Linked DNA regions of Homo sapiens: region 1 is linked to region 2. A link is an interaction called in ENCODE POLR2A ChIA-PET data of the cell type or tissue named here. Cell type or tissue: MCF 10A. All regions are shown on one strand. Links, peaks and the distances in the headings refer to the core of each region. The heading gives the core; the rest is flanking DNA.

What was found. ChIA-PET counts read pairs that join two places held together with the same protein. Peaks named below come from ENCODE experiments on the same cell type or tissue, not always from the same donor. Only the 100,000 strongest peaks of a DNase experiment are listed, where the experiment ranks them.
Region 1: POLR2A ChIA-PET joins it to region 2 with 5 read pairs; 5 of 35 experiments call an interaction of 5 or more read pairs at or near these places.

The regions. Positions count from the first base shown.
Region 1 is chr2:171,982,644-171,988,302 of GRCh38, forward strand. It overlaps HAT1 (histone acetyltransferase 1), which reads left to right. Exons shown (of 11, transcript NM_003642.4): 11 at 542-1,043. The coding sequence ends at 709. The region is part of intron 2 of LOC124905590 (a long non-coding RNA gene); the gene reads right to left. Among named protein-coding and RNA genes, the nearest start is that of METAP1D, 14 kb to the right of the region's middle. In MCF 10A, for the core only: no CTCF peak of the experiment used is centred there; no DNase peak of the experiment used is centred there.
Region 2 is chr2:172,081,834-172,088,208 of GRCh38, forward strand. It overlaps DLX1 (distal-less homeobox 1), which reads left to right and starts at 3,674. Exons shown (of 3, transcript NM_178120.5): 1 at 3,674-4,157; 2 at 4,821-5,020; 3 at 6,170-6,375. The coding sequence starts at 3,845. It overlaps METAP1D (methionyl aminopeptidase type 1D, mitochondrial), which reads left to right. Exons shown (of 10, transcript NM_199227.3): 10 at 1-597. RefSeq lists enhancers at 2,094-2,707, 2,708-3,319, 3,320-3,933, 3,783-3,902, 3,934-4,545 and 1 more and a silencer at 3,393-3,502. In MCF 10A, for the core only: no CTCF peak of the experiment used is centred there; a DNase peak (open chromatin) is centred at 3,588.

The sequences.
Region 1 (5,659 bases), core at 1-5,000, 100 kb before region 2:
AATAAAGACTCAAATGCTATTTAATATATTTTTAAAGTATAGCAGTTTTCCATTTGTCTTTCTGAAACATTTCTAACAGTTTATGTTAAAATTAGCATGTGGCCCGTAAGTACTTCACTGGGTGGAATTTAAAATGTAATTAATTAATGACTGAATAGTAAAATGAAGAATAATAGCACTTAATCTCAGTTGTCTTTCTTCAGCTAATGTCTTCTATCTATTAAGCAAATATTTGAGTGTCTATACTGCCCAGAGTTCTTTAAAGTTTTGGAGGGGGCTGCTAGTCACATGTCTGTATTTACCATCATTGGACACAAATACCAGGTCTTCTTGTTAACTCTTTTTAGAGGGTTTGCAATTCATGGTTAACATTATGTTTAAGCTTCCTTAAAAAACAAAACAAAACAAAAAAAAAACATTGTGGGACAAGTTTGGGCGTATTCATACTATTCTTATTTTTAACATTGGAGACTTAAAATTGTAAGACTATAAGGAAATATATTTACTTTCTTCGTCTAACAAATAATTGTTTGTCACTTAGAAAAAGCAGAGAGATCTTGCTAAGATGAGAAAATGTCTCAGACCAGAAGAACTGACAAACCAGATGAACCAAATAGAAATAAGCATGCAACATGAACAGCTGGAAGAGAGTTTTCAGGAACTAGTGGAAGATTACCGGCGTGTTATTGAACGACTTGCTCAAGAGTAAAGATTATACTGCTCTGTACAGGAAGCTTGCAAATTTTCTGTACAATGTGCTGTGAAAAATCTGATGACTTTAATTTTAAAATCTTGTGACATTTTGCTTATACTAAAAGTTATCTATCTTTAGTTGAATATTTTCTTTTGGAGAGATTGTATATTTTAAAATACTGTTTAGAGTTTATGAGCATATATTGCATTTAAAGAAAGATAAAGCTTCTGAAATACTACTGCAATTGCTTCCCTTCTTAAACAGTATAATAAATGCTTAGTTGTGATATGTTAATGTGTGATGATATGATTCTTAAATACTTACAATAAACCTCATTCTTAAATACTTATCATTCCTTCCACACTTTGCTTCTAAGATTTTACATCTGACACCTTTAAAACATTTCTTTAAGGTTATCCTGGTAATTTTATTTTTTCAATATGATTTTTCTTTCTTTTTTAACTTTTAGATTCAGGGGTACATGTGGAGGTTTGTTACATAGGTAAACTAGTGTCTTGGGGGTTTCTTGTACAGATTATTTCAACACCCAGATACTAGGCCTAGTATCCAATAGTTAATTTTTCTGCTATTCTCCCAACCTCCACCTTCAAGTAGGCCCCAGTATCTGTTGTTCCCTTCTTTGTGTCCATGTGTTCTCATCATTTACTCCCACTTGTTAAGTAAGAACATACAGTATTTGGTTTTCTGTGCCTGTGTTAGTTTGCTAAGGACAATGGCTTCCAGCTCCATCCATGTCCTGGCAAAATACATGATCTTGTTCTTTTTTATGACTGCATAGTATTCTGTGGTGTGTATATACCACATTTTCTTTATCCAGTCTGTCACTGATGGACATTTAGGTTGATTCCATGTCTTTGCTATTGTGAATAGTGCTGCAGTGAATGTTTGCATGCGTGTGTCTTTATGGTAGAATGATTGATATTCCTCTGAGTATATACCTAGTAATGGAATTGCTGGGTCAAATGGTAGTTCTGTTTTTAGCTCTTTGAGGAATTGCCACACTGCTTTCCACAGTGGTTGGACTAATTTATACTTCCACCAACGGTTTATAAGTGTTCCCTTTTCTCCACTACCTTGCCGGCATCTGTTATTTTTTGACTTTAATAACAGCCATTCTGACTGGTGTAAGATGGTACCTCATTGTGGTTTTGATTTACATTTCTCTAATGATCAGTGGTATTGGGCTTTTACTCATATGCTTATTGGCTACACGTATGTCTTCTTTGAAAAGTGTCTGTTCACGTCTCTTTTTAATGGGGTTGTTTGGTTTTTTCCTTGTAGTTTAAGTTCTTACTGATTTTTCATAATAGGAAATGTTCTTAGTATAGGTTTTATTTTGTTTTAAATAAAATCCTATTAACTCTATTAACTGTTTGGGAAGGCAGGTACGAGGGAAATCAAACTAGATACAGCCTAAAAGCCAAAATTTTGGCATCAAATATTATTTGAAGATAACTTAGAAGTTAGCATAAACATTCTATAAATAAAAATAGAAGATAGAAATCAGTGTATAAAATACAATTTACACACCATTATTAAAATATATCTTGTGTAAAGTGAGACGCCCATCTGTTCGGATTTGCTGTAAGGTTACCAAGGTATTGAAATACAGCAAGAAAAAATAATGACAAACTGCTTAATATAGTCTTGTTTTTAATGAAGTAGAGTATAAATAGATTGCTGGAAACAGAATCATTCAAAGTAAAAGTTTGAGATGTTTATAATGTATGCTAGTAAACAAGGTATTATATAACAAAAACAGGATGTAAGTTGAAATTTACTTTTAAAAATCTGATTTGATGGATGCTTGGGGCAGAATCCCAAGTTGGACAGGCATTATCTCGTCCTTTGATCAATTTCCATCCGTAAAATCTGTCAGAGAAGTAACTGGTAGCCTCTGGACACAAAATAGCTGTGGCCAGCAGCATACCAACAGCACTACTGTTCCCTTAAAATGAGGGAGCTATAAAAGTTTCAAACCATCTCATCTCAGAAGCCTGTATATAGATAAAACTTGTTGACTTCTGAGAGATTATATCTGTGTACATAATTTGCTACAGATAAAATGAACTAGTTCAGTTAAAATCCTTTCTGAAATGATATGAAAGCAATTTGTCTTTCATCTAAATTGGCTAATTTTTAATTTTTTTATTGACAGTTCACAGCTGATACTTAAAGATGAGCTCTGAAGAAAGCATCAATACCATCTAAACCAATTATCTTTCAAGATTTTTTTTTTGTATAAAAACCAGAAAGAAAATGTGATGCTGATTTTCCTATTGTTTGTTTGTTTTGAGACGAAGTCTCTGCTGCCTAGGTTGGAATGCAGCTCACTGCAACCTCTGCCTCCCGAGTTCAAGTAATTCTCCTGCCTCAGCCTCCCAAGTAGCTGGGATTACAGCCCTGAGCCACCATGCCCAGCTAATTTTTGTATTTTTAGTAGAGACAGAGTTTCACCATGTTGGCCAGGCTGGTCTTGAACTTCTGACCTCAAATGATCTGCCCTCGGCCTCCCAAAGTGCTGGGATTACAGGCGTTGAGCCACTGTGCCCGGCCTCTTACTTTTTCCCTGTCCTCTATAAATTGCGTTTTCTCTACATATATTTCCTTCTGAGCATCAGGTTTTTCATCTGTGAAACTGAGGTTGTACTAGAATGATCTCTAGGCTCACTCCCTCCCTGTTCTAGGTTCTGTGTTTGTCGTTTTCATATCCTTTCTCCTTACCCTTATACTTTTATACTCAGATGTGGGTGTAGATGTGGTATATGTCTAAAATAAAACACTTTTCTAAGTCACACAAGGATATTCATAGTTTATACGTGACATAGTTTGTGTGAGAAGGGAGGGAAAAAGGACTGTGTCCCTGATTGTCTCCAAATTGCTGGGGCCCCAGTTTGTTGTACCAGAGCCTTGTCTAGGCTGAAAATCTATCAGACCTTCTGATTAACTGCCATCTTTACCTACTAGAGAAGAGCTGGCAGCAAAGCTACTAAGGCCATATTTGATAACAAGATTAGAATCATACACCTGAGAGGTCAACTGATTTAATTCCTTAAATTCTTAAGTTCTTTTTCTTAGAATTTAAAAGCCAGTTTAACTATTAAATACTGATTTAATAAAGTACTCAATACTTCCAAATAAAATTATTTTTGCATTTGTATATCTCTGTGTATATACTTGGAACATAGTAGTATATCTTTGTGCATGTATATATTTGTATCTGTGAAATCATTTCCTGGGAAATGTAGTTAACTGAGTTAAAGGATAAGAATATGTCTATGGCTCTATTACATAAACATGCCATATTTTGCAGAATCGTTAAAATACTACCCGATGTGAATGTATATACCAATTTTAACAGAATTTCAATGACGTGGGATGTTGTTTCCATAGATAAAATATCTTATTTACATTTATTTTACTGGGAAGGTTGAATTGTGTGTGCGTGTGTAAAATCTTTTCCTTGATATGAATTACCTGTTTTTTTAAAAAATGTATGTTTTGCAGTCTACACTGTCAATTTATAAATGGACAGTAAATCCAGAGGCCACACTACAAGTAACTGGCAAAGCCAGGAATATACACTAGGCTCCTGACTTCTACTCCATCTCATCTTCCATCAAGTAGGCCAGCCAAGTAAGCATGCCAGCCCACTAGGCTGTTCTAAGAGGGACTTTTAGAGGAGCAAGTATTAAGAAAAGTATTCTCGGCCATGCACGGTGGCTAATGCCTGTAATCCCAACACTTTAGGAGGCCAAGGTGGGGGACTGCTTGAGGCCAGTAGTTCAAGACCAGCCTGGGCAACATGGCAAGCCCCCGTCTACAAAAAAATTTAAAAATTAGGCTTGGTGGCCAACATAGCGAAACCCCGTCTCTACTAAAAATAAAAATAATTAGCTGGGCATGGTGGCAGGCGCCTATAATCCCAACTACTTGGGAAGCTGAGGGAGGAGAATCGCTTGAACCTGGGAGGCAGAGGTTGCAGTGAGCCGAGATTGCACCAGTGCACTCCAGCCCAGGGAACAGTGTGAGACTCCATCTCAAAACAAAACGAAAAGAAAAATTAGGCTTGGTAGTGCACACCTGTGGTGGTGCAAGCCAGGCTACTTGGGAGGCTGAGGCGGGAGGATCGCTTGAGTTTAGGAGTTCAAGGTTGCAGTTAGCTATGTTCACACCACCGTACTCCAGCCTGGGTGACAAAGCCAGACCCTGTCCTCTAAAAAAAAAAAAAAGAAAAAAAAAAAGCTGGACTTGGTGTCACATGCCTGTAGTCCCAGCTACTTAGGAGGCTGAGGCAGGAGGATAGCTTGAGCCCAGGAGTTCAAGACTAGCCTAAGCAACGTAGAGAGACCCCCATCTCTAAAAATAAGAAAAAAGTAAAAAAAACACAAAAAACCTTAAGAGTCTGTTTGATAGCAATGACTGAAATTATCAATGCCTCTTGAAATATGGCCTGAAGTTACTCTTCCTCTCAACATTTAATCTTCAACTTTTCTGTGTTCCCATATGCCTTTACATTTCTATTATAAATATTTCATTCTTGTTTTATGAGGTGTGGTGGAATTATACAGTGCATTTAGTTTACTCACTGAGTTGGGCAGAGCTGTGTTTACGTATATGTGATATTTCAATAGGAAGTATGCACACGGAAATAAAAAGCAACAGGGCATGCAGTGAAAATTTCCTCACTGCATTCCTCCAGAAACAACCAGTTATCAATATCTTGTGTATCTTTCAGAGATACATGCAAAAGGGAGCATGTATGTATATATATTTTTTATATACCATATGTATATGTGATGACCTACCACGTTTTCTAACTGCTTTTTTACTTTTGGGGATTATTTGAGCTATCTTGTTTAATGGCAGCATGGTATTCCATTGTGTGGATATATCATACATTACTCTACCAGTAACATATTTATGTTGTTTCCAATATTTTCC
Region 2 (6,375 bases), core at 815-5,814:
ACTAAGAGCCAGCTCATCTTTGTAACATTCATAATACGGGAAACTGAGGACCAGGTGGCTCGGAAAAGAGATGAGTTCCAGCTTTTACCTAACACAGGGTTCTCTCGTCGTCCCCCAACCCCTCCAGCTCGGCTTCTTTGTGTCCAGGGTTGTAGATTTTTGGATAGAGGTGTTTCTGATTCTAGTGAGTCTGAGAACTGGAAAAGACCAAGGAGGGGTTGATGATTTACAAGGTCCATAGAAAAACTTTTTGTGTGGTCGGAAGTTGGCCAAGCAGAGGCCCACAGCCTGATGCTACTGCCCCCCACCCCCCCAAAGATCTGAATTCCCTAAAGATCAAGAGGGTTCAGCTGGCCTTGGGAGATGTTTGCTGGAGAATGACTTCAGTTTTCTCCTAAGGCAATCAGATTGCAACCATTAGCATTGTATCTTATCTGCAAATCAGTTTACTCCGAGGTTCCCCAAGGATAGTTTTATTAGGACCACAGGACTTTACTAACCACTGAGGTAACACGCTGCTTGTGCAGCAATTATTTTGAGGTGGAGGTATTTATGGGACAAGTTTATAATTCCATTTATTAAAGGGACTAACCTAAAGTGTGTGGGTGTATATATATATGTGTGTATGTGTGTACCAACACTCAGCAGCTCCCTAAAGAACTCCCTTTAACATGCTTTGAAGTTGAGATTAGGAAGTAGATTTAAAAATACCTCGTCCACGCCTTCCTGTCCCTCTTCCAGCTGAACTGGCCGAAAACCTCACCCAGAGCCACTGGGATTCCAGCCAAGAGTGGCTGCGGCTAACACCACCAGGACCTCCTGGTCCTGAGGTGACTCCAGTAGGCTCCATGAGGAATCCCGGACCCTCAGGACAAATGGGAGAGTTTTGTTTTCTCTCAGAGTGAGGGCAGGCAACAATTTAAGCAAACCGGCATTCAGAACAGGTGTCACCTTAGCAGTAGGGGGTGGGAGGGATCCACTCCAAGTTCACTGAGTGCAGCTAAGATCCCACATTGAGAAACCAGCTACCGCCAGCGGCTCGGCATCAGAGGGCCCGCGCTCAGTGCTCCTCCCTAGACCTTTCTGAGCTAAGAAATAATTCCGGAGTGTAGCCATCTCTTGCTCACACACAACCCGCTTCTAAATTAAGCAAGGCTCTGAAACAGTATCCCGAGGGGCTCATGCCGGACTTTTGTTCCAAGAAGGCAACCAGGTCCCCTGTGCTACCGCAAAAGTCTTTGATCCTTTTCCAGCTGTGGACACAGAGCACCCAAGAGACTGTCGCGATGTGCGGCCGTCTCTCCCCTTCCCCCACCTTGCAAGTCTCTGGAATACACTGTCCCTAGGCGGCCCGGCCGTCGGGTTTCCTCACGCCTTGCCCTGAGCTCCGGGAATTACCAATTCCGCTTTCCCCGGTCCCAACCCCGACCCCGCGCCCGCCGCGGCGATCACTTACTTGGGCAAGGCCCTCAGGGCACGCGCGAGAGACCTGGGGCCCGGCAGTATCCGAGCGACTGTGCTGGGCACACGGCGTGGCACTCCATACCCTAAAACAGGCACTAGGAAGGAGCAATTAAAACCACAAGTGCGACACAGAAATCAGGACGAGCCGAGCGGCTCCCGGAGTTGCCTGGTGGCGGAATCATTAGCTGGCTGTTGCTACAAAGCCTCACCGTGTGGTTCGGTGATTAAGAAAAAAAAAATCTTTTAAACGTTGGCAAACCCGTTATTGGTTTGGCGTATTGGGTTTTTTTTGCTTTTGCTTTTCTTTTTGCTCCAACCACTCTGCCTGAAATATTTCTGCCCCCAGCATTGTGCCCTTAAACCAAAGGAGAGGAATTCTGCGGGCAGCAGCAGCTGGTACAGAAGTTAAAAAAAAAGAGAAACCCCCTCTACTAATATCTGTAACGACAGCACCGATGTAATTTGTTTTGAATGTTCATTTTTATTGGTGTTCCCTCTGCCAAAATGTGCTTGATTACAGAGGTTTGTCCTGTGATCATTGCACACTCCAGACAGGGGAAGGTGCAGCGATGAAGGTTCAGCTCAGGCCAGATCAAATCCCGGGCTGTTTAACGCTGAAAGGCTGCATGTTGCTATTAGTGTTAAATATATGGCTAATTATGCGTATGAAAATTAAACATCAGTGTTATGCTAATGGGGCGCCTTCAGCTGCGGATCTGAGCACTTGAGACTACCATTTAATCAAATGAATCAGTAACTAATACATCTGCACGTGTGAACTTTCACAAGATCATTTCCCCGTTCCCGTCACACCGCTAAATTATGAAAGAAATAATTATCAACACTTTCTAATTACCTAACAAAGTAATTTGGGATTCACCGTGGGGCTGGCGGGATGGGGAACCAACATCCACTTACAGCCAGGGTGGTGTACGCCACACCGCGAGGGACTGGCTGTATTGGTAGTAGTGGCGATGGGGTGGGGGCTCTTGTGCACTTTTTTGTACCTAGCACCCCAGAAGACAGAAGGAGCAGCGGCAGATCTTGCCTCCACTAGCCCTGCCCCCTAGGCCTGGTGGCGCGCGCTTTGGCCACTGGAGGTGAGGAAGATCCTGGGTGGCAACGAGAGACGTCTACACATAGATAAGGGAGCCTACCACAGGCCTGGGTTTGCTGCGGGTTTCGGTGTCCCCCAGGGACTCCTAAACTCTGGAAGTCGCGCTAGACCTCAGGAGGCCGGAAAATGACCACCTGGCGTCGGTGGCTCCAGCAGATCTGAGCCCCTAGGCCCCCTGGGCTCCACGCTGAGCCGCGCTCTCGGGGCGAGTGAGCCCGGGGCTCTCCGCGCATGGGGAGTGGAGAAGGGAGGGGGAGGAGGAGGAAGGCTGGGAGGGAAAGAGGATGTGTGTGTTGGGGGAGGGGGCGGTGCAGCCGCCTTTCCTGGGAGGAGAAGCGCGGGTTCCTGGCTCTCCACGCGCACTGCTTTAATCAGACCCGTGCAGCCTCGAGCTGGAGTGGCCAGCTGGGCCTGGAGCAATGCGAGCGGGCCCCAGGGAGCGACAGCGGCGTTGGCGCAGCGGCCGAGTGAGTGAGTTCGCAGGGAGGGCCCCTAAGCCCCGACTCCAGGGATGCGGCAGAGCGTACCGGGGAGGCGCGGCCGGATAGGCGCTGCGCTAGGCACAAGGCTCTTAGGAGAACCTCTGTCTGTTGGCCGCCTCGGGCGCCCCCAGTGCGCGACTCCGCGCTCCAGAGGCAGAGGTCAGTCTCCTCCTGAGCCGCCCTAGCTCTGCGCCGAACTGAGTGGCAGCGACGAGAAGCGGTCCCGGGTGTCCGGTGTTAGGGACCGCTGAAGGGTGGGGACAGTGGTAGGGGGGCGGCGGCGCGGAGCCGCTGGTTGGTTCCTGGGGAGGAAAGCGCGCGAGGGAGGCGGGAGGCCGATGAGCCGCGGGCCGCAGGGGCCCCGGCGCAGACGCCGCAGCCCATTGTGCTTCCTGCCCGGCGCGCTCTGTTGCAGAGGAGCCCCGGCCGGGAAGTGTGGATGCGTCTTACCCGAGGCCGGGCCGCCTCGCCCGCTCTAGTCCAGCGGAGCCCGAGCGCCTCGGACCAATCCCCAGTGATTATGCAAGACAGCGGACCAATCAGCTCCGCCAGCTCATGAATATTTATGACCTTCGCTGAGTCAAAGCTTTGAACCGAGTTTGGGGAGCTCAGCAGCATCATGCTTAGACTTTTCAAAGAGACAAACTCCATTTTCTTATGAATGGAAAGTGAAAACCCCTGTTCCGCTTAAATTGGGTTCCTTCCTGTCCTGAGAAACATAGAGACCCCCAAAAGGGAAGCAGAGGAGAGAAAGTCCCACACCCAGACCCCGCGAGAAGAGATGACCATGACCACCATGCCAGAAAGTCTCAACAGCCCCGTGTCGGGCAAGGCGGTGTTTATGGAGTTTGGGCCGCCCAACCAGCAAATGTCTCCTTCTCCCATGTCCCACGGGCACTACTCCATGCACTGTTTACACTCGGCGGGCCATTCGCAGCCCGACGGCGCCTACAGCTCAGCCTCGTCCTTCTCCCGACCGCTGGGCTACCCCTACGTCAACTCGGTCAGCAGCCACGCATCCAGCCCCTACATCAGTTCGGTGCAGTCCTACCCGGGCAGCGCCAGCCTCGCCCAGAGCCGCCTGGAGGACCCAGGTACGTGCGCTTGCCAGGGAGAGGGAGAGGAGGAGGTACAAGGGAGAGAGGGAAAGAAGGAGCGGGGGAGAAGAGGAGAGGGAGAGAGAGAGAAAGAGAAGAGAGGAGAGCGAGGTGGGGTGGGGGTGGGGAGGGCGCGGGAGCAGTGGAGGTTTCGAATATCAATCTATAGATCCTTGTCACAGCAAATAAATTTTTTTAAAAATTCCCTCAATTTGCAACTATCCAGCCAAGGATAAATCCCAGAGCGTCTCCTGGCACTGGCTGGGCCTCTGGGCGGCTCGGTGTGCAGAGCACACAATGCCCCGCTGGAAAACAGAAACCCACATGTGCACGTATTAGTCTCGGTAATTATTTATTGCGTAGCGCTATAAACAATGTATGCAATTAAGGGTAATTAAACCTCAACTACCGCCTGCAAAAATAGCAAACTTTCCCTGCAAAGGCAGGAGCTGAGCTCCTGGGAACGGCTCTATCCCTCCTGCAGCGTCCCGGGACAGGCCCTCGGATTTTGGGGGACCCTTCCCTGGCTTTCAGAGTTTCTTGAACGTTCTCTCCCTGGTGCTGCCTCCGCCACCCTTCGGTAGCCACTCGCTCTCGGCTGTTCGCACTAAAGGCGGCCCCTCGTATTAACAACGGGCCCTACTTCTGCTGTCCCTCCAGGGGCGGACTCGGAGAAGAGCACGGTGGTGGAAGGCGGTGAAGTGCGCTTCAATGGCAAGGGAAAAAAGATCCGTAAACCCAGGACGATTTATTCCAGTTTGCAGTTGCAGGCTTTGAACCGGAGGTTCCAGCAAACTCAGTACCTAGCTCTGCCGGAGAGGGCGGAGCTCGCGGCCTCTTTGGGACTCACACAGACTCAGGTACCTCGCCGCTGCCGCTCCGTTCTGCCACGCAGGCTTTCCGCGGCCGGCCTGCGCCCGGGTCTTCATTTGTTGCTCGCTGGGACTCAGGGTCGGGGTGTCACTGTGTGTATGTGTTTGTGTCCACCCCTGGCTCTCAGCGTGTCTCCTTCCTCCCTCATTCCCTCTGCCCTAGCTCTGTCACTGCTCTCGGTATCCCGAGCTGCCTGCCGTCCGGCCCTCTGTCCCTGGACAATCTGATTAGGGCGCAGGAAGGATTTCCCCAGACGATTTGTTTGGGAACTCAGAGGTCACACGTGCCTAAACAACTGGAACAATAGACTCCGGGCTTAATCCCTCCTTTGCCTTTAAATTGTGTGACTAATCACTCGGGGCCTGGGTCCGCGCCTCAGCCTCCCTCCTCCTCCTCCTTCTTACCGGTTGGGGGTGGGGGGAGATCCTTTCCTCCGCCCTCTCACCTCTCAAGTCCCAGACCTTAGAGAAGAAACGGGACCTTCCTTCCCGGCTTTCTGTAAGACTCCGGGGAGCCCGTGAGCGTTCCTGACGGCGGCGGGCGCGGGTTTCCGACGTCCGGTCCGGGATTTGGAGCAGAGCTGGAGAAAGCAAACAGACACTAGTGCAAGAATGGTTTTGAATCCAAAGAGAAGTTCAGCAAAACCTTGAGGCCTCCTTAGTCCGTCCCAACTCAAGGGCAGAAAAGATGGCGCATAGAAAAGTTGGGTCGCGTTGCAAATAAATTTCCTCCACTCCTTCCTAGGTTTTCGATTCTTTTTATTGATGTTGATATTGGAATTGCTGGCTCGGTGTTATGCAGGCGCTGTATCTTCCGCAGGCGGTAGCCACGGTCGGACTGAGCCCCTGGCAGGCTAAGGCCTGGATCCCGGTTCTCCCCTCATCACAACTCCTCCCTGGCTCTCTGAGAGCTGCCCCCGTGGGCTGACGGCGGCGGGAGGTTCGGCCTTCGAGCCTTTGGCTCTTATGGGGGAAGGGAGGAAGGAGGGATGTCTCTGCTTCTCTGGCAGGGAGCTGCCAGCTGGCGCAGGGTTGGGAGGTCCTATCTCTGCTGTTCTGCGGTCCCTTTTTTCCTCCCTGTGACCTAGGTAGGCTCAGTGGTCCCAGCCTGAGTCACGTTGTTGTCCGCTCTTGCAGGTCAAGATCTGGTTCCAAAACAAGCGATCCAAGTTCAAGAAGCTGATGAAGCAGGGTGGGGCGGCTCTGGAGGGTAGTGCGTTGGCCAACGGTCGGGCCCTGTCTGCTGGCTCCCCACCCGTGCCGCCCGGCTGGAACCCTAACTCTTCATCCGGGAAGGGCTCAGGAGGAAACGCGGGCTCCTATATCCCCAGCTACACATCGTG